2 separate regions of the Homo sapiens genome follow, and region 2 is linked to region 1. A link is an interaction called in ENCODE POLR2A ChIA-PET data of the cell type or tissue named here. Cell type or tissue: Panc1. All regions are shown on one strand. Each heading gives the region's core, and the rest is flanking DNA. Links, peaks and the distances in the headings are about the cores only. Region 1 overlaps ANKRD11 (ankyrin repeat domain containing 11). Region 2 holds the start of LOC100287036 (a long non-coding RNA gene).

Evidence for each region. Peaks named below come from ENCODE experiments on the same cell type or tissue, not always from the same donor. Only the 100,000 strongest peaks of a DNase experiment are listed, where the experiment ranks them.
Region 2: POLR2A ChIA-PET joins it to region 1 with 12 read pairs; 14 of 35 experiments call an interaction of 5 or more read pairs at or near these places.

Annotation. Positions count from the first base shown.
Region 1 is chr16:89,367,911-89,383,287 of GRCh38, forward strand. All of the region lies in intron 2 of ANKRD11 (ankyrin repeat domain containing 11), which reads right to left. The region is part of intron 1 of LOC128462377; the gene reads right to left. Among named protein-coding and RNA genes, the nearest start is that of ANKRD11, 110 kb to the right of the region's middle. RefSeq lists enhancers at 995-1,982, 1,983-2,970, 7,511-8,011, 13,636-14,144, 14,145-14,652 and 1 more and a silencer at 7,321-7,410. In Panc1, for the core only: no CTCF peak of the experiment used is centred there; no DNase peak of the experiment used is centred there.
Region 2 is chr16:89,319,317-89,334,693 of GRCh38, forward strand. All of the region lies in intron 2 of ANKRD11 (ankyrin repeat domain containing 11), which reads right to left. The region is part of intron 1 of LOC128462377; the gene reads right to left. It overlaps LOC100287036 (a long non-coding RNA gene), which reads left to right and starts at 1,136. Exons shown (of 4, transcript NR_168302.1): 1 at 1,136-1,911; 2 at 3,783-4,017; 3 at 4,450-4,604; 4 at 4,920-5,601. RefSeq lists enhancers at 152-664, 609-988, 665-1,178, 3,486-4,685, 3,745-4,258 and 4 more and a silencer at 1,509-1,588. In Panc1, for the core only: no CTCF peak of the experiment used is centred there; no DNase peak of the experiment used is centred there; H3K4me3 peaks cover 1,794 bases; H3K27ac peaks cover 4,524 bases.

The DNA of each region.
Region 1 (15,377 bases), core at 4,449-9,448:
GGAGGATCACTTGAGCCCAGGAGGTCAAGTCTGCAGTGAGCCATGACTGCACCACTGCACTCCAGTGTGGGTGACAGAACAAGACTCACTCTCTCAAAACAAAAAACAAAAAAAGAAATTGTCCTTGCAACCAACTGCTGTGCTCCGTTTATCTGAAAACCCTGTTTATCTGATTTCTAGTCCTGTTCACAGTGCTCACTACGCTACTCATTGGTTTAAAAAATAAGTCCTACATCAAACCAGATTCCAACAATTCCAACATACTCTGTCCACTCTTAACATGTTTTCGAGCTTTTTTTTTTTGATACAGATTCTTGCTCTGTTGCCCAGGCCAGACTGCAGTGGCACAATCTCGGCTCACTGCAACCTCCGCCTCCCAGGTTACAAGCGATTCTCCTGCCATAGCCTCCTGAATAGCTGGGATTACAGGTGCCTGCTGCCGTGCCTGGCTAATTTTTGTGTTTTTTTTTTTTTTTTTTTTTTTTTTTTTTTAGTAGAGATGGGGTTTCACCATCTTGGCCAGGCTGGTCTCGAACTCCTGACCTCGTGATCCACCTGCCTCGGCCTCCGAAGTGCTGGGATTACAGGCATGAGCCACCGCGCCCAGCCCAGAGCTTCTTTTGTGCAGCATTTTCTCTTGCTCTCAATTTAATTTCTTGCTCTAAGGGAAAAGACAGCAATAAAAACACGCAGCTCTTAAAAAAAAAAAAAAAAGGGCTGGGTGCCATGGCTCACATCTGTAATCCCAACATTTTGGGAGGCTGAAGTGCTATAATTGCTTCAGCCCAGGAGCTCAAGACCAGCCTAGGCAACACAGTGAGACCAGTTTCTAAAAAAATACAAAAATTAGTCAGGTGTGGTGGTGCACGCCTGTGGTTTCAGCTACTCCAGAGGCAGGCGGGATCGCTTGAGCCAGGAGGTTGACGCCACAGTGAGTCCTGACCAAGCCACTGCACTCAAATCTAGGGGAGGAGAAAGACTCTGTTTCCAAAAATTTAAAAAATGGGCACACAGAACAAAGAGGCAGTGGGACTCTAAGAGAAGGTCTTCGTGCTCGCCTGGAGGGAACAAGGGTTGCATAGAGACTTGGGAGTCAACCAAGATGTAAGCAGCAGACTGAGAGACCCCCCACTGGCACCCATTCCTCCACAGCAAGCCCACAGCTGCCCTACAATGATCACATCACTACCAAGCTCTGGCCTGACAATCTACCCTAGAAAGGACCAACCACACCAGATCACAGCATAAGCACCCCAAACCCAAGAAGTTTTCCCAAGAGAGAATATGAAACAATAATCTTCAAAGGGCTGGTCTCCAAACAAAAGGCAGTGCAGCGACCTACACCTAGGTACGCCCGAGAAATGCCCACACGTCTCCACGACACTCGCAGGTCTGTGTTCACAGCAGCGCTGCAAAGGGCCAAACAGAGACCATTCAGGTGTCCATCAGCTGATGGGTGCATGACCCGCATGACCCTGCCACAGGGAGGGCTGTGCTCTGATGCCTGCTGCAGCAAGGGTGCGCCTCCACGGCACCAAGCTCTGCCGCAGCATGGGTGCGCCGCAACAGCACAAAGCTCTGCCGTATCAGACACAAAGGCCCACAGATTGTCCTTCACATGAACGTCTGGAATAGGCAGATAAATCCACAGACAGAAAACAAGACTAGTGGTTGCCAGGGTGGAAAGAGGATCCTGGAAAGGGAGGGGGTGCGGTCACAGAAGGACAACCAGGGGGGTCCTTGTGGTGACGCAAGGGTTTTAAGGTCCCGACTGTGGGACACAGGCATCTGCATCTGTGATCAACTGTACAGAACTCAATACCCTTTCCAAGTAAGGGTGAAACAGCTGTCTAAGACCAGAGGGTTTCATCAATGCCGATATACACCCTAGGGGTGATACTGTTCAGTGTGCAAAATGCCACCACTGGGGAAGCTTGGCAATGTGTACAAGGGACTGCTCCCTGTTCTTTCTTACATCTCATGTCATCTATGGTTATCTCAGAAGAAAACAAACAAAAACCAAACACGGGGGGCCCAGCCCACCTCAAACCCCAGCTGCAGGATGGAAGCTCAGAGAGGCTGGGGGCCTGGCCCCTTCAGGAAGAGCCAGGCCAAGACCATCCAGTAACGAGAACGCAAACCTTCTGGCTTCAGAGCTCTCACTGAGGAAGAATCTCAGGCATGGCAGGAAGAAGACACACTGCTGTTCAACTGGAAAAGGATCAGACTCAGTAAAATGCTCTTTGCATTCTTCCCCACGCCCCTCCCTGCCCTGGAGCTGGGGTGGAGCTGCTTCTTCTCAGGACTCAGGCGAGGGGAGCCCATGTCCAGGGGTGGCCAGCCTGCACTTTAGTGTGGGCCTGTGCCCAACTATGTGGCAGCTCTGAGGATGAGAAGATGTTTCTGGAAGGAGCTGTGAGCCACAGTGCAGTCCAGAAGGGGAGACAGGCGTGCCCGGTACCTGCCCCAGCCACACCCTGGGCCCAGTTAGGATCCTACAGGATCCTGAGCCCTCCTGCCGTTATCCAGGGCAAAGATGGCAAATGGCTCCTGCAAGATGACACCCAGGGCCTTGAGGCAAATTCCCCCAACCAAGCAAAGAGAAGACCAGAGGCTGGAGCACACCTCCTGCTGATGGAAACAGCCCAGCAGCGACCACAGGGCCTTCCAGGCAGCTCAGCGTCACCGCACACATTTGACAAATGACCGACTGAAGCCTAGGACGCCCAGGTGAGCTCAGCATCCTCCCCTGACCTGCACCCACCTGGCCTTGTTCCTCCACGGCAGGACCCGAGAGCAGAAGGGAGCTTTCATCACGGTGACTGCTGTGCTGGGAAAGGTTTCCATGATGCTGGTCAGAGGCAGCCGAAGATGGCAGCAACCTCCCTGCTGATGTCAGCCCCAGACGACCCCCAGGCCGGCTCCTGAGTGCTCAGTACAGCAGCCTCTCAAAAGGCCAAGCCTCCATTCACCCCACGGCACTCAACACACCCAAGAACAGAACCCTGCAGGCGCCACGAGACGCCCAAGAACCAAGCCCTGCGGACACCACGAGACAACCCTAGGGCTCCGTCCCTTGCTTGAGCTCTCCTAGTTGAGAAAAATGTGTTTGGCAATGTTATAGCTGCCCCGTCTCATGACGAAGGGGACTTGTTCAGGTGAGAAACGTTCAACTGCGCGCTCGCTTACTGAAAACCGCCGAGGGGGAAGACGGGACGAGCGTCTTGACTTTCAGGGTGCACGTAAGTGGCTGGTCCCACCAAGGAAGTGCCAGAAAAAGATGCAACGACTCTCACTACCTCCCAACACTTTCGCAAATACTCACTGAAGAAAGGCCACCTACACAGAGAGGCAGGTTCAGCATGACACCACTAGGCAATTCTCACAGAACAGAAACAAATAAAGAATAAGAAAGAGATGACAGACAAGCACCGCCAGTGTCCATTCTACCATTTGGTGTCGTTTTATGTCATTTAAATCAAGTCATTCCCTGCACAGACAGGTGTCCAGCTGCTCGGTGCATGGAGGCCAGAGCCACAGAAGGGGCCGCTGACGCCAGCAGCTTCTCTCTGGTGCCCAGGCTATGTGGTCTGTAGTCTGTGCACCACCCACAGATGAGTTCTCTCAAGGACCAGCTCAGATTCCGCCATGCTGCAGGAAGGTCCAGGCAGGCGCCGCTCCCCACATTCAAGGGTGCTGTGCACTCCCTGCCCACATGACGACACCCAAGGAGGGGTGTGGAGGGCGATGCAGACTCCCCCCTGCACCCCCTCAGGATGACTAGATGGATATGAGAGGTGGTCTCGGGTGTGGAGGGCGATGCGGACTCCCTCCTGCACCCCCTCAGGATGACGGAGAGGAGAGGTGGTCTCCATCAAGGCCACGCCCTCTGCCCAGGCCAGCAATGTCCATCATGTTCCTGAGCAAACCGAGCTCTTCCACAGGAGGAAAGGGAGGTAGACCTGGTGACCGTGTGACTCCACTGGCATCAAGAGGAACTCTACTGACTGGCCTGTTACAGAACAGGAGGCTGCTCCATAGAAATCAGCTGGAAGAAAGAACCCACAGAGGCTCTAAAGATGGGACCGGTTTGTCACGGGCCAAGAACATGGTGAAGCCAGGACTGAGCACTCACACTGAAACCAGTGGGTCCCCAGGTGGACTGAGGAACCACAAGGACCACCACGGCGGGCACCCGGCCCTCGCATGCACACACGGGCAACTTTACAACCTGGCCTGGGAAGAAGGACCGGCGCCCACTCCCAGGAGGAAAAGCAGCGGCAGCGCACGGCAAGATGGATCCTGACACTCAGAGCTGGGGAAAGAGCCACACGTCCTCCTGCAGCCCGAGCCTCTCACTGAGATTAAGAGGGGCTCTGGGGCAGGCGGAGGCGGCGGCAGCGCCCAGCGACGGATGCGGCCACCACTGCAGGGCCTGCCGCCGGTGTGGAGAGCCCGAGTCACGGAGCCCCATGCTGCCCCTCACAGCACGGACGGGGTCGACAAGGCAGTGGCAGGCGGAGTGAGAGGCGGCTCAGGGCACCAGCTGCCCACTGAGTCACTGTGAGAAGAGCGAAGGCCAAGGCTTGGGAAGGTTTCCAGCTGACAGAGACGCCACTGAAACATGAGCTGATAAAACAAGATGATGTTGGAGATTTACTAAAATACTAACATTAAGATATTAATACTAAAAATTAAAATACTGAAATTAAAAAATGTTTAAAGAAAGAAAAAAATTTTTTTGAAAACATGAACAAGTGCAAGGAGGAGATGGATCAACCCGAGCTGGTCAAATGCTAGTAAACGCTGAGCCCGGGGACCCAGGACACTGTTCTCTCAGATTTTGTGACTGAAGATATTCCCCACGCAAAGTTAAACAAATGTTGAGAGTCAGAAAGCCACCCTGTGGCAGGGACTCACTGAAAGTTACTTCCTACAGCTCCTGCACCACCCGTTCATCAGTGGTCCCCGTTTACGGACCCCGGAAGCTCCCGGGTGACCCAGTCCACCTCAGAGAGTATCACCCACAGAATGCAAGCTGACTGGTGTGTGCCTGCCTACCTACATACACCCCGAGGAAGGCACAGCACCCACAGTACGTGCGTTCACTGCAAGGAAAGAATCTTCCAGTCACCGTTCCTCTGTCCCCATTGTCGCTGTCATAAAGAACTCTTCTCCCGCTGCATATCACCGGGGTTCAAATAAAGCCCTTCTGAGGGATGCCCTGTGGGAATGACAGAAGCAATGGAAAAGGCCTTCACAGATCATCCAATGCAACTGGAAAACTAAGACGTTTACCCAAGATTGTGAAGCAATTTAATAGCTGAACTTGAACAAAAACACCTATTTCCAAAATTATCCCCAGATAAGTGGTAAGGCTGTGGTAAGCGGCAGCATCCAACACAGCAACACCGGACCCCTGGCTAGAATAACCCACACAGTGATACAGATGCGCAGGAAGCTCAATTCCAAAACACACGCCTTCCACCGGGGGCAACCCCAACAGGGAGCCAGGCCACCCTCTCCAGCCACGCCAGCACCGCCGTCCACCCAGCTGCTCCTTCGAGCCGTGCACGGCCTGAGTCACAGGAAAAGCCCAGTTCTGCTGAGTGGACGGCTGCAAGGGGAGGCTAAATATGGCTCATAGCAGTACCAGACACCAGCGATTCGAGAGAAAACATCGGCATGTGACTGAGGCTGACGTCGGAAGTTCACATTCCCACGAGCTGCTTTACTTCACGAAATGAAAACATCATGTAACTCTCGCTGATGCATAAGGAAGACCTGCAGAAACGCTGCAGACACAACCCCACGCGGGAGGCATGCACACGACACCCCTCCCACACCTACCTGGGATCCCCCAAGAACCCAGCACCCAGGGACACCTGACAGACGCCTGTGTAGGGTTACAAGATTGGTAGAACCTTATTCTTACTTTTAGTTAGAGCTGCTATTAATTGCACTTGACACAGAGGTGGGGCCTGAGTCTTGGCAGGCGGTCCACACGGGACAGGGTCATCAGGAGTGACCACCAAGCGGGCTGGGGCCCTGGCCCACTCGACATCTCCAGAAGGGTCTGACGACCACAATACCTGCAGGACAGGAGCTCCGCACTTCTGCAAAGCCAGAGTGGAGACAACACGCAAGTGTGAGGCCCGCAGAGAGGGGTGTTAACCCGAGACAAAAATGATCAATAGTTTTACTGGTGATTTTCTTCACCCTCCCCTCTCCCCATGACATCCCTTAAAGAGATCCTTTATTCACGGCAATTCTTTTTAAAAACATTAATATCAGACTTCAAAGATTTACAGTATTTTCATAGAAATCAATGAGATTTTATGCTTATTGAACCTAGTAATTCTCTTCACTTAAAAAATATTACTAGAGAGCCGAGGTCAGCGAGTTATGGCTCACCATGTGTTTTTGTAAAAAAAATAATAATAATAATAATCACACTCACCTGTTTACATAAAATCTATGACTACTTCTGTTCTACATGGGCAGAGCTGAACGATACAACAGGAACTGTACATCCAGAAAAGCCTAAAATACCACTAATCGGCCCAGTACAGAAAAAGCCTGTCAAGCCCTGCTCTGTGAGAGAATTCAGAGCCGATGGCCTCTGCCGGCCGCTGTGTGTGTGAGCTACACTCTGTCCTATGCTTCCAGGATGCGCCATCTACAGAGCAACCTCAGGAGAGCTGTGGGAACAGCTGCTCGGGCCATCTCCCGCGTGCTACGATCAGAGGAGAAAAGCTCCTCCAGAGAGCATCGGGAAAAGCACTTCAACTCTGCTCAGGTAAGGACCAGAAAAAAACAGGAACTAAAACATGCCAGCTGAAGAACTCCATGATGAACGTGGACACACACGTGTGCACAGAGCTGACCCCGAACACCACGGCTTGGCTGCACACGGCAAGTCACCCATCGATTTGTTTTCAACAAATACACTGAAAAACTTATTAGAGATTTGTGACCATTTGGAAAGAATTACAAACCATACAGCCCAGGAATACCGAAAAAAGTCAGAAAAAGTATGTCATGAATGTACAAAATATATGTAGATATTAGTCTATCATTTCCTACCATAAACTATACACAGATTATAAAAAATTAAACGCTTATAAATACTTACAGACTGTACATGGCATCGTTCAGCAGAGGGAAACGTAAACAAACGTAACGTCGCAGGCTCAAGCAGAAGTGTATACAACTCAGTGCGGGACATACCACACTGCACGCTGTAATGATCTCACAGCCACAGCCTGTGCTACCGCGGTGAGCTCAAGTGTGTCGGTATCCGCTTAAAACACCGTGTGACACTAATCGTCTCCGCGTGAGCAGCTGGTCTCTCCAGAAATTGTGTATCACAGTAAACAAATTATCTCAAGCCTTAAGCTAGTTGCGGTAGCATGGGCCTGGAGTCCCAGCTACTCAGAAGGCTGAGATAAATGGATCGTTTGAGCCCGGGAGTCCAAGACTGCAGGGCACTATGGTCATGCCTGTGACAAGCCGCTGCGCTCCCGCCCAGGCAACACAGCAAGACTCTATCTCTTTTTTTTTTTGGAGATGGAGTTTCACTCTTGTCGCCCGGGCTGGAGTGCAGTGGCACGATCTTGGCTCGCTGCAACCTCTGCCTCCCAGGCCCAAGCGATTCTCCTGTCTCAGCCTCCCGAGTGATTACAGGCGCCCGCCACCACGCCCAGTTAATTTTTAAATTTTTAGTAGAGACAGGGGTTTCACCATGTTGGCCAGGCTGGTCTCAAGCTCCTGACCTCAAGTGATCCGCCCAGCCTCAGCCTCCCAAAGTGCTGAGATTACAAGCATGAGCCACTGCACCCAGCCGACTCCGTCTCTTAAAAAAAAAAAAAAAAAAAAAGCCTCTTGCAGTTCTCAAGTCTTTTTCATTGTGTTTACTCAATACCATAAACCCTAAATGACACCACAGACCCACACAAAGTGCCACTAGCGATGCTGGCAGTGCTCCCAAGAAGCAGAGCTCCCAGGAGTTGTGACTTTAGGAAAAGCTAAACTTGCGTGACACGCCGCAGCCTGTGCTCTGCTGTGGATGCTTTTCAAAATCGATAAATCCAGCAGAAGGGCCATCACAAAAAAAGAACAGGACATCCGTGAAGCCATCACCGCAGCTACAGCAACAGGCTTGAAAATTTTTTTGTGAAATACCTTTTTATCTCACTGAAAACGCAGCTTTAAAATTAATTCCCAAACAGCACGGATATATGAAAATGTGTGGGTGCAGGATTGCTATAAGAAAGGCAAATACCAATAGACTCTAGTCTGATTCCAGAAAAGTGAAGCCATTATACAACAACTGAAAGTAAAAGGAAGGGGAAGCAGCTGGAGAAGTGGATGCCAGCAAAGGATGGTTTGACAGTTTTAGAACGTTTGGCTTTAACAATGTCAAGATAACAGGAGAAGCAGCTTCTGCCAACCAAGAGGTAGCAGATGAGGTCCCAGACACCATGAGGAATATCATCGAGGAAAAAGGACATGTGCCTGAACAGGGTTTTGTTTTTGTTTTTTTGAGTCAGACTCTTGTTCCGTCACCCAGGCTGGAGTGCAGTGGCATGATCTCAGCTCACTGCAACTTCCACCTGCTGGGTTCAAGCTATTCTCCTGCCTCAGCCTCCCAAGTAGCTGGGACCACAGGCGCCCACCACCATGCCCGGCTAATTTTTGTATTTTTAGCAGAGACGAGGGTTTCACCATGTTGGCCAGGCTGGTCTCAAACTTCTGACCTCAAGCGATCCACCCACCTTGGCCTCCCTAAGTGCTGGGATTACAGGCGTGCGCCACCACGCCTGGCCCTGCCTGAACAGGTTTTGAATGCAGGTGAAACTCCCCTATTCTGGCGAAAAAAATCCTGTAAGAACATTTGTTAGTAAGAAAGAGAAGCGAGCACTGGGATAGAAGGCAAGAAGGGATAAGCTAATGCTACTGTTTTGTGCAAATGCAGTAGGGTTTATGATAAGGACTGCCTTTATCTATAAAGCTGCCTACCTCAGAACCTTGAAGGGAAAAGATAAACACCAGCTGCCAGGTATTTGGTTTTGCAACAAGGCTGGAAAGAACCCCTTTTTCCGGACTGCTTCCATTGATGCTTTGTCCGTGAAGTCAGGAAGTACCTTGCCTTGCCAGTAAGGAACTGCCTTAAATGTTCTTTTGACAATGAACAATGCCCTTGGTCCCCCAGAACCCCGTGAGTTCAACAGCAGAGGCGTCAACGTGGTCTTCCTGTCCCCAAACACAGCGTATCTAATTCAGCCTCTAGATCGGGGTCATAGGACCTGTAAGGCTCATTACACACAGCATGCTATGGAAAGGACTGTCAACATGGGAGAGAGAGAGAGAGAGCATCATGAGTGTCTGGAAGATGACACCATGAAAGATGCCATCATTGTTATAGAGAAAGCCATGAAAGCTGTCAAACCCAAAACAATGAACTCCTGCTGGAGAAAACTATGTCTGGAGGTTGTGTGTGATTCCACAGGGTTTACAACAGCCAATCAAGGAGATCATGAAGAGACTGCGGACATGTGGGCCGGGGCAGGAGGGCTGGGGGGCGGGGAGGGATGAAGGGTTTCATTTCAAAACTCAAGAGCTAAGAGATACCACACCAGAGAAATTAGAAGACAACCTGGTGGTGATGAGTGCTTCTGACCCACACCAGGTGACGAGGAGGAGGTAGCAGCAGTGACAGAAAACAAAGTGACATCAGACACTCCTGCAGAGGGGAGGGGTTCCCACGACTCCCACCCGCTTTTAACTTCTTGTACAACACACACCTGTCTGTGACATGGGCACTGAAACTAAAGCCAACAGTGAGGGAGGACTGTGACCATACAGGAACATTTCTAGAGAAATGACAAAGCACTTCGTAAGTTACACCAAATGCGCCTGCCTCTCCTGCCTCCCCTTCTACCTCTTCCACCCCCGCCCCATGAGAACAGCATGACCACCCCTCCTCCTTCTACTCAATGAAATGATGAGGATGAAGACCTTCATGATGACCCACTTCCACTTAATGAGAAGTAAACATATTTTCTCTTCCTTATGATTTTCTTAACAACACCTTCTTTTCTCTAGCTTACTTTACTGTAAGAATACAGTATACAATACATACGACATATAAAATATGAGGGGCATGGTGGCTCACACTTATAATCCCAGTGCACTGGGAGGCCGAGGCGGAAGGATCACTTGAGCCCAGCAGTTTGAGACCAGCCTGGGCAACATGGCAAGCGAGACTCTGTCTCTTTAAGAAGCGGGAAAAAAAGTGCTTTGTATATGTCAGTGTTGGATTAAAATGTGTTGACTGTTTATGTGATCAGGAAGGCACTGGTCAACAAAATTAAATACTCGGGGTATAAAAGGTTATATGTGGACTTGACTGTACCAGGGGTCAGTGCCACTAATCCCCAAGTTGTTCAAGGACCAAACATATATAATGATTTCATCAACGTGTATGTCAACCATATTGATTAGGTCAATATTGATTTGTAATTCTTGATAATAATTTCAAATCATGGCATTGAAGCCTAACCACAAAAACCTCCTCAGAAAATAGCAAAAACGTAGAGCTTTAAAGATATTAAGCTAAATGTACGTGCTATAAGGCTACAGATACAGCAGGCTGGAAATAGTCTGGCTGAGAACACACAACTGGCCAGCATGACTAGCAAGTGCTCAAGTAGCTTCTCTTGTTTGAAGACACTGGTGTACACAAAGATTTCTGCCTCCTGGGTTCAAGCAATTCTCCTGTCTCAGCCTCCCGAGTAGCTGGGATTACAGGTGTGTGCCACCATGCCTGGCTAATTTTTTGTCTGTGTATTTTAGTAGAGACGGGGTTTCATCATGTTGGCCAGGCTGGTCTCAAACTTCAGGCGCTGTGGTTTAAAACTCTTTTATCCATGTTTTAAGGGGTTGATGGGTGGGGCGAGGTGGGGAAGGGCTTTCCAAGGCTGAAAACCTCTTCAGGGGTTGGTGGGTGGGGCGAGGTGGGAAGGGCTTTCCAAGGCTGAAGACCTTTTTGGGTCAAGGTTCTGACGGCACACTGGGGAGCGTCAAGACGCCTCCTGCAGTCGTAGACAAGCCGGGCTGAGGCATTCACTGTCGCTTAGAACTGAAAACTTAGGGTCGTCCATGCCCAGAACGTCGGCAGTGCGGACCAGCCCCAGGAAGGCCTTTCTCACTGGCTTCTAGAAGGTGGGGCCGGCCCCCATGCCTGCCCCGGCACACGGCCATTCTGGGAGCTGCTGGCAGCCGGCGGGCTAGAAGGGGTGCACACCGTCTGTATGTGCGTCACAGGCTCATGCTTTTTTAATCCTATCTTGAAAACTTAGGGCTTTCTCACAAAGACCTTGTGCCAGTTCCTAAGTGGAACAACAATTTTATAAAATAATTTTAAATGGCTCAAATCAAGTGTTACCAGTGAACGGGGCTTTCATTATATGTCGAAAGCTGACCATGGGGAACAGGCCCACAGGGGCCTCCTGCTCCACACCCTGTCAGGGCATCCAAAACCAGCTCATGTAACTCTGCTTTCCAGGAGTCCAACTTGAACATTTTTTTAAAGAGACAAAGTCTTGCTCTGTCGCCCAGACAGAGCTCAGTCACGGCTCACTGCAGCCTCAACCTCCTGGGCTCAAGTGACACTTCTGCCTCAGCCTCCTGGCTCCAACTTGAGCTTACAGTTTTCTGCTCCACCACTGCTCTCTGCCTCCCACCTCCAGGTGACTGGGACGCGAGCGCCCCAAGCAGCACGGAAGAGCTCCGTGCAGTGCACGGATTTGCGAAGAACGTGTTGGTTCTTGTGATTCACAAAGAACTTGGACTGAGTACAACGGGCAAAGAAGATGTCAGCTGTATTTTTAACATTCTGTTCAGCAAGAAGAGTATACATAATAATTTCCCAAAAAATATAATTTTTGAAAATGCAGAAAAATAAAAAATTTAGAAAGAAATACATGGCTGCAGACACTGACCTTTTCAGTTTTCCAATCATCATTTCTCAAAACACACACTTTCATCTCTATTTACCAAACACTATTTTCTGCATCTCCAAACCCCTCAAGCTTCAGTCCAGGTCCAAGTATCAATGGGTATATATGAAGCTCCTCTGCCACCAGAAATTCACTATGGAAAGATGTTATTTCTGGTACCCCAGTTGCAAAACAATGATGCCTGTTTTTTTCTTTTTGAGACAGAGTCTCATTCTGTCACCCAGGCTGGAGAGCGATGGCGTGATCTCGGCTCACTTCAACACCCACTTCACAGGTTCAAGCAATTCTCCTGTCTCTGCCCCCCGAGTAGTTGGTATTACAGGCATGTGCCACGACGCCTGGCTAATTCTGTATTTTTAGTAGAGATGGGGTTTCTCCATGTTGGCCAAGCTGGTCTCAAACTCCTGACCTCAGGTGATCCACCCACCTCGGCCTCCCAAAGTGCTGGGATTACAGGTGTGAGCCACTGTGCCCAGCCCAATGATGCCATTTTAACTCCTTTTCTCCTAAGTGGATTAGAGCTCCCTGAGCCTTCAGATAGCTTCCTTGGGGCTACTCCAGAGAACGACCAGCAGTCTCCACCTGCATAAGAAACGGGACACAGGGCACGAAGAGCAGCCCCAGGACCTGCCCGCTGCCTTGGGACTTGTGAAAGCATTTTTTGTGTAATGCCAAACAGGTCTTTGTTAAAAGACAATAACCAATAGGAGACAGGCTTCTAGATCTGCAGAAACTCTAGAAATAAATGAAGGAAAGCCTGACGAGTACCTGCCTGCTTTCCAGGGAAGAGAAGTGAGCAAAGGCAGAGAAGAAGCTGGAGGCCTCGTGGGGCATCTCCTGCACGGGCAGCAGGGCTGCGTAACCACCACGAGCACTGGGGCTTATGGGAGGAAGGAGTGTGTGCAGTTCCGGCCCCAAAGGTGACCAGGCCTACACGGGGCAATGCAGCTCAGAGGTCGTGGGCAGAGGACAGCTGAGGCAGGCAGACGGAGCACGCATCCCTGCTTCCCAGTGTGGGCCCACTCTGCTGGGCAAGGTTCTAAGGGGCTCCGAGTGAAGCCCCTGAGCACACGGTAAACAATCGATCCAAAAAGGGATGAGAAGGGCGGCTGGGCGAGGTGGCTCAGGCCTGTCATCCCAGCACTTTGGGAGGCCGAGGCAGGTGGATCATTTGAGATCAGGAGTTTGAGACCAGCCCGGCCAACATGGCGAAACCCTATTTCTACTGAAAATTAAAAAATAAAAATAATAAGCTGGGCATGGTGGTGTGCACCGGTAATCCCAGCCACTGGGGAGGCTGAGGCAGGAGAATTGCTTGAACCCGGGAGGCGGAGGTTGCAGTGAGGCGACAATGCGCCACTGCACTCCAGCCTGGGCTACAGAGCGAGACTCTGCTGCAAAAAAAAAAAAAAAAAAAAAAAGGGGTGAGAAGGGCAAGCAAGAGTTCAGACTATTAGAAGCAAGACACCAAGAAACTCCCAGACACCAACACCTACCAGTTTAGGGTTATTGTATAAGGAGCAAGAGCTTTTCACATTGTAACAGCCCCAACATTAAATCATCAATAAAAAGCAAAATGAGGGTAAGCATTCTAGTTTATAAAACATGCACTATGATTTTCTAATTATCCAAACAAGTAACTTACATGCGATGATACGCTTTCCAACAAGAGGAGAACGATGAAAGCTGTCAACATCCCCCAACATGCCTGTCACAAATGCGCATCACAGAAACCCACCTTCAGAACTCTCATCAGGAAACAGATGCCCTCTGCTACTCACATTCAGACTGGAGAATACCTGTCAGCATATACACCCCTCCTTACCGAATTTATACACTTTGTGAACAAGTGTTCCCCGAGCACATTGACCCCACGCGAATGGGGGGAAGAGGTAGAGGTCAGATGAGACCCAGGAGGGCATAACTTACAGCCTCTGCCACAGGCCACTCACGTGGTGACCACAGTCCAGCCGACTGCACTCTCAGGCTGTGACCTCTCCACGGGGCTCAGACTGTATCTAGTTCTATCTTCAATGTAGTGTGTCTGAGATCGTTTAACTAAAAGTGCTTTACAAACCGTGCAAGCAGCCAGCACGACTGTCCAGGCCCAGGGAAGGTGATGGGAAGGAGCCAGTGAATGGGGCCCAGGCAGGCGCCACCAGAACGGGCGAGGGGGACGCGGCCTCCCAGCAGCTGGGCACACCCAGGGGACAGAGAGTCTGCTCCCACCCATCTCCTCTTTCCCCTGGAGCCCTTGAACCCATCAAATGGATTTAAGGCCACTGACCAGGGCAGGAGTGACCCAAGCAAAGTTAAAAGGTGTCTAGAAATTCCTTGAGCCTCTAACTGCATCTTAAACTAGACAGCCAGGCACCCGAAGTCTAGAAATATATATATATATATTTTTTTAAAGACAGAGTCTCGTTCTGTCACCCAGGCTGGAGGGCAATGGTGCAATCTCGGCTCACTGCCACCTCCGCCTCCCAGGTTCAAGCAATTCTCCTGCCTCGGCCTCCTGAATAGCTGGGATCACAGGTGCGTGCCACCAAGCCTGGCTAATTTTTTGTATTTTTAATAGAGACGGGATTTCACCATGTTGGCCAGGCTGGTCTCGAACTCCTGACCTCAAGTGATCCACCTTGATCCATCCACTTCGGCCTCCCAAAGTGCTGAGATTACAGGCCTGAGCCACCACACTTGGCCGACAAATAAACAATTCCCCCCCTCCAGTAGATGGGGTCTCACTATGTTGCCCAGGTTGGTCTCAAACTCCTGGGCTCAAGTAATCCTCCTGCCTCGGCCTCCCAAAGTGCTGAGATTATAGGTGTGAGTCAACTGTGTTCAGCTGAAATAAACGTTTAACCACCACCTTGACATCATATCCAAGAAACAAAAGTAGAGTTTCCTTTGTTTGCCCATTTTTTGAGACAGAGTTTCACTCTTGTTGCCCAGGCTGGAGTGCAGCAGCATGATCTCGGCTCACTGCAACCTCTGCCTCCCAGGTTCAAGCAATTCTCCAGCCTCAGCCTCCCGAGGAGCTGGGATTACAGGCGTGAGCCACCGTGCCAGGCTTGTAAAGCGTAACTTTTAATAAAGGTAGTTATTCAATTATGCCATGTCATATACCTCTCTCGTCTGGATTCAACTTTCACACCACTGTAATATAGGTTTTAAAAGCTGGGTGTGCTGGCTCATGCGGACCCACAGCCTAAGGCCAAACAGCCGCCTGTGCTGCTGAGTAAAGGGAGCGGTGCGAGGTCACCTCAGGGAGGAAGAGGGAGGAGCCACAAGAGCAAAGTGTTCAGCTGGCTGAAAGCTCAAGATAACCGGCTCTGCCAGAAGCACTGCCATTAG
Region 2 (15,377 bases), core at 1,094-6,093, 52 kb before region 1:
TTTGCCCAGGCACCTTCCCCAATGGACCAGGGATCTGGGAGTCCACTCAGGAGGTGGAGGAAGTGGGTCGCACCCACCAGGCAAAATACTTTTCACGGCCTGCATCACAGCGAACACTCCGGGGACTCGGGAGTGTTGTCCCAGGTGTACGCTGTGTTTTCTGGAGACGTTTCTCCAGCCACCTGCACGATGACAGCTAAGACCATCCAGGCCGTGGCCCTTCCAGGACCCTCGTGTCCGCCTGGCCTTGGCTACAACATGTTACCGATGGCAGCGATGTGCTCGAGGCCCTGCAACCCCAGCCCCCGCCTCTCCATGAACCACCACCCTCATCACAGTCATGGAGATGGTGACAGCTGAGATGTCCTGCTGAAGCATCTGCTGGATGTGGATGAAGCTGGTTTGGATGTAGCTGCCATCTAGCCCAGGCTACACCTCCCAGGACCCGCCTGCAGGCACCAGGCGTGCAGCACGCGGCCCACTCTAGAGTCTTTTTCAATGAGAGACCAGATGAGGACAGAGGCTCCAGTTGCTTTTGTTCTGTTCCAAGACTTGCCATCCCAGTCCTCCCAGAAGCTGCCCTGGTGATGCCTCTGGCACCTTTGGCCCCCACACTGCCCTGTGTTCCCTCCACCAGGCTCAGGGCTGGTCAGCCTCACCCCTTGCCGTGAAATGGCAGAGCCAGCCGAGGGCCGAGGAACCGTTACTCAGCCGTGTCAGTGACTTCTACCAGGGGCTGCACGGCACTCAGGAGTCAGGCCAACAGGCTCTGCTGACTCATGGGTGTTGTCTGAGGGTGGGGGCTGTGATGATGTCCCCAGGCCTCCCTGGCAGGGCTGTCACATAAAACAGTCCTTGAAGCTGGGAGTCCCCTCTTTAGACAGTTCCGCAGCCCCTGTGCCTTCTCATCACGATGCTGCACAGCCGACCACACAACAGAAGGCACCGGGTCTCACTCCCGGGGGAGACTCTTCCCTGGAAGGTGACTTGGCTGTCCCTGCCTAGACTCATTTTAAGTGCAGCCTAAATCTCCCTCATTTCCAAGTTATCAGGCAAAGTCTATTTTAAACTCACGACCCTTGAATCAGCAGGAAACTGAAACACGCCTCAGGCCACTGGGGCTGACTCACGCCCTGTGCTGAGCGGCAAGGCACAGCCGCGGGAAGGTAAACGCAGAGCCGAGGGGCCGGCCAGCACCTGGCCCTGACCGCCCCCAGGCCACGCATTCCTTGTTACTTCACCTCCTGGCGGATGGCAACCGTCCCAGCTTCGTGGACTGTCAGGGTCACCGAGAGTCCAGGGTGGTGGGAGTCCCCCACACGAGCCACTGGCACACTCCCTGAAGCAGAAGCCACGGCGCCAAAGCTGTGGGCTCAGGGAACTTGCCCATTACCTGGCAGCCCCGCATCTGTGCCAAAATAAGACACAACTCAGCCCAGCGGAGTGGACAGTGTCTGCGGCCAGCTCTGGGATCCAGGGCCAGCTGATGCTGGGAACAGCCGTCCTTGCCCTGTGCCTCTCCACACTGCGAGAGCCCCTGCAGCCCAGAGGGGCTCCACCTCCCCTGCAATGGGGCTCAAAAGACAATCCTTCTACGGGGCTGGCAGGACAGACGTGACAGGAACAACGATGGCCTGCTCCTCCCGGAAGGTGGCTTCAAGAGCACTCAGGAGGTGACAGATGCTGTCAAGACCGGCCCAGGGAAGGCACAGGGCAGGTTTCCCAGCACCCACCACGCGCCAGCGAGCACAGAGCCTTCGCCTGAACCATCCAGGCACCGCGCCCTCCCCCTCCGCACACACAGGAGCCCAGCTGCGATTCCCTCTGCTCCACAGGAGATGCAGCGAGCACCAAAGAGCCTTCCTCCAGGATTAAGCCTGATGCAGAAGTGGTTACACTGACTACGGCAAGGTCAGTTTGGCAAAACCCCCAGGAATTTCAGCCTATCTGGTCTCTTCAGCTGACAAGAGCAGGCACTGGTGGGGAATCCGGCGCTGCCTCTCCCCGGCTTCTAGGATCTGAGCTGGGCCAGGACAACCCTGAGACACCTGTCGGGCGGGGCAGGACTGGGGCTGCAGGGCGGGACTGTGGGGAGGGGACTGTGGGGCGGGGCCTGCAGGGCAGGGTGTGGGGCGGGAGCTGCGGGGCGGGGACTGTGGGGCCGGGTGGGGAGCCGCAGCTGCGGGGCAGGGGCTGCCCAGGAGCACTCCTTGCCAGAGGCCTTGGCATCACCAGGGAGTCCGTGGACCATGGAGACTCACGGGTCCCCTCGGGCCTTCTGAACCCAAACCTGCATTTTAAGCATGTTCTGTTCTGCACACTAACACCTGAGAAGGACCGTATAAGAAAAAACTTGTAATGACACAACTAATCTTAAAACTCACAGAAAAAAAAAAAGACTTCTTTGGGGTTGAAATTCACCTTCAATAAAGGGATGGAATGTAAGCAGAGCTGACCATGAACAACCTGGGTCTGGGTTTGCACTGCGTGGGTTCACTTACACGCAGATTTTCTTCCACCTCTGCCTCTCCTGAGACAGCAAGACCCATCTCTCCTCTTCCTCTTCAGCCTCCTCAACGTGAAAACCCGGAGGACGAAAGCCATTCGTGGAGACCCGCTGCTGCTGCGCGAGGCTTAAGTCTATTTTCTCCTCATGATCTCAGTATTTTCACGTCTCTAGTTTGCTCTACCCTAACAGTAAGAGCAGAACACACATAACATACAAAATGTGTGTGACTGGCTTTATGTGGTCAGGAAGGCTCTGGTCAACAGAAGGCTGTTAGTTAAGTTTGGGGAAAGTTAAAAGTTCTACACAAATTTTCAACTGCACAGGAGGCTGGCGCCCCCAACCCCTGTATTGTTCAAGGGTTTGCTGTAATTTGTATTAAAACACCAAGCCCCCTTACACCTGGGTGAGTCTCTCTCCCTGAACAGATGTGACAACATTACCCTCCGAAGACTCCCAGAGAGAAAGAGAACACTTCAAATTCAGATTTGTCTTCCACAGTATGTTGATAGAACAGGCCTTTACGTACGTCCTGGGCAAATGCTCCTCTCCTTATGTAAGTTAATAACTCCACCAACCACTAGTTTGTGTAATGACCATTTAAATATCGAATGGTGCCCAAGGCCCCTGAGAAGGGATGTGATTCAGCCCCTCCCCTCACGCAGGCACGTGGCCTCAGAGGCCCAGGAGGAGGAAGACAGGAAGTCAGCAGCAGGGTGGAAAAGGGGAGGGAAGCCCTTCAAGGGAAGCTCTCCCAGAACCTTCAATCCCAGCTCCAATTCCAAAGACAGGAACACACTCATGACTGACAGGATCAAACACCAAAGGCCTGTTTGCCTTGAGGGGGACACTGGGGAGGGTGGGGAAGGGGGAGTGAGGAGGAGCTGGAAGCAGCAGTCCTGTGTGGCACCAGGGGCTTGCTCCCACGTCGGCCCTGGGCACAGCCCCGCATGGTGATGAGGTGTGGCCTGCCTGCAGCACACGGCCATGCTCCAGATACCTTAGCTTTATCTGAAGAGTTCTTTTGTTTGTTTGTTTGTTTGTTTGAGACAGCTGTGTTGCCCAGGCTGGAGTGCAGCGGTGTGATCACAGCTCACTGTAGCCTCCGCCTCCTGGGCTCAAGCTATCCGCTCACTTGAGCCTCCCAAGTAGCTGGGAGTACAGGCCCGTGGCACCATGCCCGGCTAATTTCTGTACTTTCTGTGGAGTCGGGTTTCGCCATGCTTCCGAGGCTGGTGTCTGAAGGATGCTTTACGGCAACCCCTGCCTTTTCCAGCTGAGCCCTGCCGGCTGTTGTGCGCTCCGTGGAAAGGGAGAAGCACGGTCTCCAGCGGCTGCGTCAGGAGTGGTGCCTTGTGCACACCTCACAGGGAGAGAAGTCTCCAACGGACTGAGCGGAGGAAAAAAGAAAAAAGGAGAAAAGGAAAAAGAGCTGCATACCTGGCAGGCCTACTGTGTGCAAAGCCCTTGAGTGACACACCCTATGACCCACAGCACTGTGGCAATCCCAGGTATGGAAGAGAAGCACCACTGGCCTCTCACCTCTCACCATCTCAGTGGGCAAGGGGAGAGCAAGCAGCCCAGGGCAGGGGGGCTGAGCCGAGGGCAGGGGGGCTGAGCCGAGGGCAGGGGGGCAGAGCCGAGGGCAGGGGGGCAGAGCCCAGGGCAGGGGGGCAGAGCCCAGGGCAGGGGGGCTGAGCCGAGGGCAGGGGGGCTGAGCCGAGGGCAGGGGGTCTGAGCTAAGGGCACGGGGGCTAAGCCCAGGGCAGGGGGGCTGAGCCCGGGGCAGGGGAAGAGCCGAGGGACAGAGGCCCTCACAGGAACCAGGCCCTCCCGCACACCGCCTGACAGTCCACGTCAGCGTCTCTGTCCAGCCTCCACACACCCCTGCACGTTCTGAAGAGCCCTCCCCAAGAGTCCAACTCTCTCTCCTTCCTCCTCAGGGCCGCACCAGCTCTCTCTCCTTCCCCTCCTCAGGGCCACACCAACTGTGGGGTTCCAGCTATCACTCTGTGCAAAGGACTCCTAACATGGGTGTCCTCCGTCTCACCCCATAAGCCACACTGGCCAAGGCCAGGCAGGCACCACACATCGCGAGGTAGAATCTCTTTGCTACGGTTTGAATGTTTGTGTCGGCCCCTCCCCTGCACCCCAAAATTCACAGGTTCAAACCAAACCCCCAGTGTGCCCAGCTACTTTTTGTATTTTTGGTAGAGACAGGGTTTCACCATGTTGGCCAGGGTGGTCTCCATCTCTTGACCTCATGATCTGCCGGCCTCGGCCTCCCAAAGTGCCCCACGGCACAACGCTCTCTACTGCAGCCCTGTTTCCACTCACATTTTCTGTTATCACGGCGGGGGGTGGCAGCACCGAGAGCGCGTTCAGCATTACTGGCCTCTGCTTTGCCCCTCAGACACATGCTTGGTCACTGGGCTGTGGAACATACAGGAGCCCCGTGCTCCGGAACACGGACCACCCGACAGGAGCACGGACACAGCAGTCGGGGCGACGTGGGTGCCTCACAGAAGAGGGAAAAAGCCAGGAGGGCGGCACGTGGGCGCAAAGTTCTCAGCTTCGTTAGTCATCAAGAAAATGCAAACTAAAACCAAGGTAAGTGTGAGGGTTACTACTGAGTTTCAACTTGACTGGACTAAAGGATGTGTAACTGTTCCTGGGAGCATCTTGAGGAAGCTGCCAAAGGAGATTCACATTGAGTCAGTGGACGGGGAGAGGCCGACGAACCCTCCATCTGGGGGGGCATGATCTCATCAGCTGCCAGCACGGCAGATCTGCGGAAGCACTGGACTGGCTGAGTCTTCCAGCCTCCATCTTTCTTCCATGCTGGATACTTCCTGCCCTCGAACATCAGACTCCAAGTGCTTCAGCTTTTGGGTTCTTGGACCTACACCAGTGGTTTGCCAGGGGTTCTTGGGCCTTCGGCCACAGACTGAAAGCTGCGCTGTTGGCTTCCCGACTTTTGAGGTTTGGGGACTCGGACTGGCTTCCTGGCTCCTCAGCTTGCCAACAGCCTATTGTGGGACTTCACCTCATGACTGTGTGAGTCAATACTCCCAATAAACTCCCCTCCATATATACATTTATCCTATTAGTGCTGTCCCTCTAGAGAACCCTGACTCGTACACACAAGTACTGGTGAAGGGGTGGAGCAAAGGAAACTAGTCCACTCTCATCAGGGCCAACTCACGCACCTGGCAATCTCTACTCATACTGAACACAAGTATGCCCTATAGCCCAGCAATGCCATTCTGGACATACACGTCCAAAAGAAAAGCAGGTGCACAGACACAAGAGACACGCGTGAAGTGCTTCATAGCAGTGGGGTTTGCGGCGTGCCACTAGGATGTGAGGGTGGAACACTACACAGCAGAGGAGGCAAACACATCACAACGTAAGTCAATCTCACAAATAATGTTGAGGAACCCTGTCTCTACGAAAAGTTTAAAAATTAGCCGGGCACTGTGGTGCATGCTGGCGGTCTCAGCTACCAGGGAGGCTAAGGCAGGAGGATCACTTGAGCCCAGGAGGTCGAGGCTGCGGTAAGCCAAGATCATGCCACTGTACTCCAGCCCGGGCGTCAGAGCCAGACCCTCTCCCCTCTCCCCTCTCCTCTCTCTCTCTCTCTCTCTCACACACACACACACACACACACACAGAGTAATAATGTTGGGGACAAAATACATGATACATTTACATAAATTTCTGAAAATAGCAACTACAGTACTTAGGGATGCATACTTAGTTGACAAGACATCCGCGAAGCGTGGAAAATGGCTGCCTGGCGGATGGAATTGGAAGGGACGGTGAAACGGGTTCTAAGTGAAGGCTGCGGAGGCGTTTGCTTTGTGGTCTGCTAAGTTGTACATTTTTACTGGGTGGACGTTTGGGTTCTCAGCTGAAGCAGTCTTTCAGAAGGTGACAGAGATAAAGGCCACACTATGTCCTTGCAAGGCCTCAGAGGTGTCACTGACCTTTTGCTGCAGGACCTGTTCTTCTCAGGGGTCTTGGCCTCCTAGAGGAAGGAGGGCCCCATCGCCCTGCTAGGCCCTACTGGGACCCTCAAGGGCATGAGCATGACGACGGAGCAGCTTCAGGCTTCCCAGCATGTCGGGCAGGCCTAGCCATGCCCAATACACACTGCAGGGCACCCACTGCAGAGTGCAACAGGGAGCTTGGAGCCTGACAAGGAGACACACAGCTCTGTGAAGACGAAGGGGAGGAGGAGCAAGGAAAATGCTTCTTTTACACAGAAGGCGCCAAGATACAAACTAAATGTGATGAAGACAAAGAAAAGCAGGCGTGTGTGTTAAAGGTACAATTGCACAGCTAAAAATAATCATGGCCGTAAGGCAGGGACGGCAGATGGAGGGTGACTCAGCAGATTTCCTCCAAGGCTTGCGAGGGTGGAAATAAACACACGGAAGTGACCAGCAGAGAGAAACACGCAGGGAAGAGGAAGGTTAGAAAGGTCTGGGGTGTCACGCACCGTTGCTGGGAATGCAGAGGAGGACGGTCTGCAGAAGGGGACGCAGCCACCGCCCCCCCCACCCCGCTGCAGAAGGTGCACACCACTCAGCAACCACCCACCCACTGCTCAATCTACCCCCAAATTACACAAATAGGGCCAGGCACGGTGGCTCACCCCTGTGGTCCCAGCTACTCAGGAGGCCAAGGCAGGGGGGTCATTTGGGCCCAAGAGTTTGAGACCCGGGCAATGTAGGGAAACCTCATCTTTACAAAAATATCAAAAAATTAATCAGTCGAGGTGGCACGCACCTGTAATCCCAGCTCCTTGGGAGCCTGAGGCAGGAAGACCCCTTGGGCCCAGGAGGTCGAGGCTGCAGTGAGCTAAGATTGCACCACTGCACTCCAACCTTGGTGACAGAGCAAGACCCTGTGTGAAAAAAACCCAAACCCCAAACCAAAAAAACACAACCGGGGCATGAAAAAGTGCTTGGCCCAGAGCAGTGCCCCAAAGCATCTCCTAAGAAAGGGGCTTAACACAAAGCCTGCCCGCCAGGGGCTGCTGGTGGCATCCGGGCACATCTGCACGTGGGGCTGACAGGACTAAGGAGGTTCCACAGACACACGACCAGGCGGAGACGCAGAGAAAAGCAGGTACAGCAAGAAGTCCACTGGGCAATGCAGAGGTGGGGAATGCAGAGGGGGAATGCAGAGGTGGGGAATGCAGAGGTGGGGAATGCAGAGGTGGGAAATGCAGAGGTGGGGAATGCAGAGGTTGGAAATGCAGAGGTGGGGAATGCAGAGGTTGGAAATGCAGAGGGCACCTACACTTCTGATGACAGCGAAATATGTAAGGCTGGCTCAACCATCAATCAGTCAACGTCACCCAGCATGCCAACAAGCTAAAGAAGAAACACCACATAATCACAACTGGTACAGAAAATCATTTGATAAAATTCAAAACTCACGATAAAAATTCCTAGGAAAACAGGAGTGTGGAGAAACATCCTCAACACGATAAAGGCCAACTACCAAGAACTCAAGGCTGACATGATCAAGAGTGACGTGCTGAGGGCTGCAGATGGAATGGCATACAGGGCAGAAAGGAAGAAATGGAATAAAACTGTCTCTCTCTGAAGATGGTGTAAGTGTCCATGTCGAAAATCACAAGGAATCTATCAAAAATTCCAAGAAACTTTATTTAATAGAGTTCAGCAAGGACACAGAATCCAAGATCAACACACAAACACCTATCCTATTTCTGCAATAATCCTATGAAAACAAGAAATAAAGACAGTACCATCCTATTTCTGCATGCTACCAATAATCCTATGAAAACAAGAAATACACAGTACCATTCTATTTCTACATGCTAGCAATAATCAAATAAAAACATGAAATAAAGACAGTACCATTTATAGGTGCTCCAAATAAAAATAAATGCTTAGGTTCATATGGAACAAAACTAGAAAAACCTATACACATTTTAGGAAAAAACAGGAGAAAATCTTTAGGACCTAGGGCCAAGAGTTGTCAGACATGGCAACAAAAGCACAATCCATAAAAGAAAAAACTGATAAACGACCTCGACAAAATTAAAAACTTTTGCTCTTTGAAAGACCTAGTTTAAAGAGTGAAAAGACAAACTGCAGACAGGGAAAAATATCTGCAAATCACAAGTCAGATAGCAGGCTTGTATGTAGAAGAAAGAAGTATCAAACAACAAACATTAATTAGAAAATAAGAGAAAACACACAGACATTCAGAAGAGGTGCACGTGGTGAACAAGCCATGAAGGCACTCGACATCCTAAGCCGTTAGGGAAACACAACTTAAAGCCGCAATGAGATATTACTGCACACCAATCGGAACAGCTAAAATACAAAATACTCAAGGATGCTGGAGAGGATGTAGAAAAGCTGGAACTCTCTCGCTTGCTGTGGGAACGCAAAGTGGTGTTGCTGCTCTGGAGAACAGCAAGGCAGCCTTACGAACCTAAGTGTGCGCTTGCTGCCCCACTCAACAACTGCACCCCAGGACATTTATCTGAGAAAATGGAACCTCATGTGAACACAAAGACCTGTTTGCGAATGTTCACAGAACTTTCACTGATAATAGACAATGGGGAAAACCCTTCAACAGGTGTCCCAGCGGTGTCCTCGAAACTGGGTTTCATTCACATCACGGCATCCCCTCAGCAGTAAAAGGGATGGCTATGGATACACCCAAGCGTATGGGTGAATCTGCAGAGGCCCCTGCTGAGTGAGTGGACACACCCAGGCGTACGGGTGAATCTGCAGAGGCCCCTGCTGAGTGAGTGGACACACCCAGGAGCACGGGCGAAATCAGCGGAGGCCCCTGCTGAGTGAGTGGACACACCCAGGAGCACGGGCGAAATCAGTGGAGGCCCCTGCTGAGTGAGTGGACATACCCAGGAGCACGGGCGAAATCAGCGGAGGCCCCTGCTGAGTGAGTGGACACACCCAGGCGCACGGGCGAATCAGCGGAGGCCCCTGCTGAGTGAGTGGACATACCCAGGAGCACGGGCGAAATCAGTGGAGGCCCCTGCTGAGTGAGTGGACATACCCAGGAGCACGGGCGAAATCAGTGGAGGCCCCTGCTGAGTGAGTGGACATACCCAGGAGCACGGGCGAAATCAGTGGAGGCCCCTGCTGAGTGAGTGGACATACCCAGGCGCACGGGCGAATCTGCAGAGGCCCCTGGTGAGTGAGTGGACGCACCCAGGAGCACGGGCGAATCAGCGGAGGCCCCTGCTGAGTGAGTGCACAAAGCCCACCTCTTAGGTCACTCCCTGTGGACTCTACTCCCACGGCTTCCTCCAGGACAAAACCACCAACCTCGGGGAAACAGGCGGGGACTCCGTGAGGAGGGCTCATGTCTGTCGGTGGCTGTCGAGGAGGCTCTAGGACCAGGTATCCAGGATAAGACGGGGGATCTGAATCAAGTCTGCAGGGCGGTCACCCTGTCTTCCAATGTCATGTTCCCGGCCACTGGGCGAAGGTGGGGAAGGGCACAAGGGATGCTGCTATTTTTGCAACTTCCTGTGAGTCTATAATGATTTCACAGAAAAAAGGAAAAAAAAGGGAGAAAAAACACAAGGGGTGTAAGGAGACTCCCATGGGTGATGAATAGTCTATACTTTTAGGTGATGGTGTTTCCCCAACGGTATACGTTTCCCAAAACCCACTGAGCTGTAAATTTAAAATGAGTGAATTTTATGTCAATTGTAATTCAATAAAGCTGTTAAAAAATTAACTAGAAACAGAAAAAAATTTTAATTCCCATAGAAAGAAGGAATAAAGTAAAAAAACAGTATGAGGTAGGAGGTAAGCTTCCTTTCATAAACCTTGTTTTGTGTATTTGGCTTTGGAATCATGCATTTTACATCATTTAAAACATTAAATATAAAATGAGACTGGGTGCAGTGAATCCCAGCAGTCTGGGAGGCCCAGGCAGGCAGATCACTTGAGGTCAGGAGTTCGAAACCAGCCTGGCCAACATGGTGAAACTCTCTACTGAAAATACAAAAAATTAGCCGGGCATGGTGGTGCGTGCCTGTAATCCCAGCTACTTGGGAGGCTGAGGCACTGGGAGGCAGAGGCTGCCGTGAGCAGAGATCACACCACTGCACTCCAGCCTGGGCGACAGACAAGAGTGAGACCTTGTCTCAAAAATAAAATAAAATAAAATAAAATAAAATAAAATGTAAAAACATAAAATTTTGTTTATGTATTCACATTAAATATAAACATTTTAATAATGTTTAAAATGATTTAAATATACTTGAATGACATTAAACATTTAAAGGATTTAAAGCATTCAATATAAAAATACAAAAAGCAATCTCTACAACTTCAAAAAGGAAGAGGAAGCAATACACTTAGCTGTGTGTCCGGTCAGGGGCAGGACACAAAGCATTTGTCAACAATGACCATGCAGCCACCACCACACCAGGAGCATTCCTGACAGCACGCAGCTTCTGGGTGGGTGGGAAGGCTCGGGAGACCTGGCTCAGGATGTGAGTCAGGTGCTAGGGGAGCCAGTGGAGAGGGAGGGGCTGCTTCCCAGGTGGCCGCTCGCACACCGGGAGGGCTGCTGCTGGCTCTGGCAGAAGGCCCAAATTCCTTGGTGCACAGACACGGCTGCGGATGTGTGGACATGTCCGTGGGGCTACGTGAGGGTCCCCGTGACGTGGCAGCGGGTTTCCACAGTGCAGTCATTGATGGGGTGGTGTGGGGGGGAGCCACGGCACCTCTGTGACCTAGTATCGGAAGCAAGGGGCTGCGTGAGGGTCCTCGTGACACGGCAGTAGGTTTCCCCAGTACAGTGACTGGGGGGGGGGGGGGGGGGCGGGGGCGGAGGAAGCTGCAGCATCTCTTGTATCGGAAGTCCCACGGCTTCACTTCCACCTCATCCTGTTCCTCCTCGGCGAGTTCCAACCTCTAGCCCACACTCTGCAGAGAACGGTGCTCCACTTCTGAAGGGAGGCAGATCAAAGATTCTGTGGACACTCTTTAAACTTCCCCCAGTGGCTTTTGATTAAAACCTGGTAATTTGACTGTACAGTTCTAGTTAGTGCCATATGCCCTGAGGACAAAAATTAAAATTTTGAAAAATATTATAAGCAAAACACCTTCCTTTTTCTTGAGACGGAGTCTCACTTTGTCGCCCAGGCTGGAGTGCAATGGTGCCATCTCGGCTCACTGCAACCTCTGCCTCCCAGGTTCAAGCAATTCTCCTGCCTCAGCCTCCTGAGTAGCTGGGACTACAGGTGCCTGCCACCATGCCCGGCTAATTTTTCTATTTTGAGGAGAGATGGGGTTTCGCCATGTTGGCCAGGCTGGTCTCGAACTCCTGACCTCAGGTGATCTGCCTGCTTTGGATTCCCAAAGTGCTAGGATTACAGGCATGAGCCACTGCGCCCGGCCTGATGAAATACATTCTTAATATTAACTTCATGTGTTTCTTTTTACTCTATAATGAGGCTAATAGAAAATTTAAAATTAGATGCACAGTTCACATCATATATCTCATGGACAGAACAACTCTATGGGACAGAAGACCCCGATCTCTGACAAACAGGCAAAAATCCCAGAGAAAAGAACAAAGGGAGAATTTACAGATTAAAGACTTAAAAGACATCAAAGAATCTTAGTGTGTAGACCCTGTTTGGAAACCAGTTCAAACAAAGAACTGCTGAAGAAAATGGCACATTTAGGAAAGAGCCTTTTGATACCGCTGGGTGTGTGGTGACACTGAGAAAGTTCAAGGCACCCAGCGATTCAGGAGATAGAGATTTATAGATATGTATTTAGGTACAGGGTCTCCTCTGTCGCCCAGGCTGCAGTGTAATTAAATAATCACAGCTCCCTACAGCCTCGAACTCCTGGGTTCAAGGGATCCTCCTGCCTCAGCCTCCCAAAATATTGGGGCTACAGGCATGAACCACCACACCTAGCCTGTGTGCTATTTTTATTTTCATTTAGTCTAAGATACGGTGATGGTTTTGAATGTTTTCGGCGGATGCAATGGTGTGGACTCGGGTTTGGTTCCGGGTTAACGGGCTGGGGTGGCTCCTGCACGTGGGCCCCACATGCTGGGAACCGTCATCACCACTGTGTTCACCACACTCTCTCTTAAGAAGGGCACACAAAACATTCAAAAAAAATTTAAAAACTCAGTAGCATGCAGTGGCTGATGCCTCTAATCCCAGAACTTTGGGAGGCTGAGGTGGAAGGGATCATTCGATCCCAGGAGTTTGAGACCAGACTGGGCAACATGGCAAGATTCCATCTCCATATTAAAAAAAAAAGATAATAATCTTAAAAGACACAATTCCAGAAGCTGCAGAATGTGTCACAGAAATGACTTCCTTACGTATTAAAGAATCCTCACAATAAAGGATCATTTTACAAGCAGACTATAAACACTGAAACAGACAAAAAACTAAAAACCCAACTCATGAGAAACACCTGGTGAACGCTCTTCAGCTCCGTGAAGTCCTGGGATGGCCCAAGCACCTCTGGTGGGCTGTACCTTTTCAGAAAGAAACACTGAGCCCCCCAAGTCCCCGAGGACAGAGATGCCTTACAGCTCCACACGTCCCTCCACAACGGCAGCACCTGTACCCGCAGCTCTGGGGAGAAATGACACCTGCAGGCCAAGACAAATGCAAGAAAACAGCCTCGTCTGCTCACTGATTCTCACCAACTTCCTCTATAAAATGAGGACAAGAACCCATTCTCCTAAAGGATTTTGTGGGGATTAAATGAAAAAGCACTATCTAAATCCAAGTTATCATCACTGTAATGGCTTTAGAAAAAAGCAAACGACAAACACAACGAGAGAGGCGCTGAGACCAGGCAGGGCTCTCCTCCGGCAGGGCCTGGTCTGCACTGCCCTCTCTGAGGAAAGTGCCCCGCTGCCCTGACCTCCCTAGTTTCACACCTCCACACCTCCAAGGAGGTTATCCTGGTACAACTGAGAAAGCAAGCAATTCCCTTAGAAACGTCCATTTCTTTCCTTTATGCTCAAATGTTTTATTACTCCTTAGGGCTGCTTTGTTTTTTAACGCAAGGGTCCACAGTTGAGAACGTAGTTACAAACTCAAGAAACGAGCTGCAACAGAACAGCGGGGCTGCTCCACGCTTCTCAGCCATTTTCCCATCCTGTGCACCCGGGGAATTTCACACGTGGTCCCCCAGAGTGACAGGGAACCCCCAGGGAAGAAGGGCCCCTGTGGGGCATGCAGAAAAACGCCTGCCCCCTGGTGTGAGGTCACAGACTCAGTGGCCAAGCTCAACAATGCTCTGGGAACTCCAGTCAAAGATGCATCACAACTTTTGGGTCATGCCTAAGGTCAATTCCAGAATCATTTTAGCATGTTAAACAGACACTGAAAATAAAACATATTTTATTTTTTAAAGCAGCTTTAGGTTCACAGCAAAATTGAGCATGAAGTACAGAGGGTTCCCCTGCACCCCCGGGCTCAGCATCCCCACGAGAGTGGCCGTTTGTTACAGCTGAGACCCCCCTGGACACAGCATCATCACCCACAGGCCGCACGACCTCAGGGTCCACCGGGTGCTGTGCAGTCTATGGTTGGACGAACGTATCCTGATGTGGACCCACCGTTGTGGTATCATACAGAGTAGTTTCACTGCCCCAGGTCCCCCGTGTTCCTGCTGCACAACCCTCCGTCCCTCCCTCTCCCCAGCCCCTGGCGTCACTGATCTTTGTGCTGTCTGCACAGTTTTGCCCTTTCCTGGATGTCAGAGTCGGAACCCTACAGTGTGTAGTCCTTGGAGACGGGCTGCTTTCACTCAGGCCTGGCAGCTCGTCTGTTTTTAGGGCCTTGTAATAGTCTGTCGTCTGGATGGACCTTGGTTGACTGATCCATTCACCCTCTGCAGGACATCTTGGCTGCTTCCAAGTTTTGGCAATTATGAATAAAGCCATTTTGTGAAAGTGAAATAATACAGAACAGGAAACATTAGGGGGCACTGCACACCATCACAGAAAGGGACGGTATTATTCTGTGAGTATGTTCCCAGTATGTGGGCGTGTGTTGTGAACAGAGAGATAAACTACTTTCTCACCACTGGAAGCAGTCAGGACAATTCAAATGCTGGCCTAACTGGTTAAGAGCCCTCAATCTGTGGTCAGATATATCTAAGTTTCTCAATCTATAAAATACAGAAATAAGGCCAGGTGCAGTGGCTCAAGCCTGTAAAACAAGCACTTTGGAAGGCTGAGGTGGGTGGATCACTTAAGCCCAGTTCAAGACCAGCCTGGGTAACATGATGAAACCCTGTGTTTTAAAAAAAAAAAAAAAAAAAAAAAAAAAAACAGAGAGAGAGAGAAAGAAAGAAAAAACACTGTTCCCAAGCTGCGGGCTCAGGACAATGTCTGATGCCTGGCCTAGCCCTCATCAATGGCCTTCACAATCCCTGCTGACTGGGAGTCAACCCCCAGTGAGTGTACTGCCAATACGGCCAAGTTTCTGAAGTTGGTGACATGTGAGGGTACCCCAAGACTGAACAGAAACAACCTCCTCTCAGGTTCTGAGTGGGTCCAGCTCTTCTTACCCCTCCAAGCCTGCCATTCTCTGAGGAGTCCTCTCTTCCTCCACTGCTCTGCTTCCTCTCACAAAGGGGGAGTGTCCCACCACGTCCAACTCCAGGCTGGCAAAGTGACGAGAAAACACCCCACCCATGTGGGCAGTGGGCATGCGGCATGCTATGGGGCCATGAGAAGCAGCCAGGTGGGTAGGCCAGACCCTGACCCAGAGCAAGCAGAGCCCAGCGCAGTCTCAGCCACGCTCCATGAGGGGCCACATCCACGAGGGCCCAGGAGCAACATCCCAGGC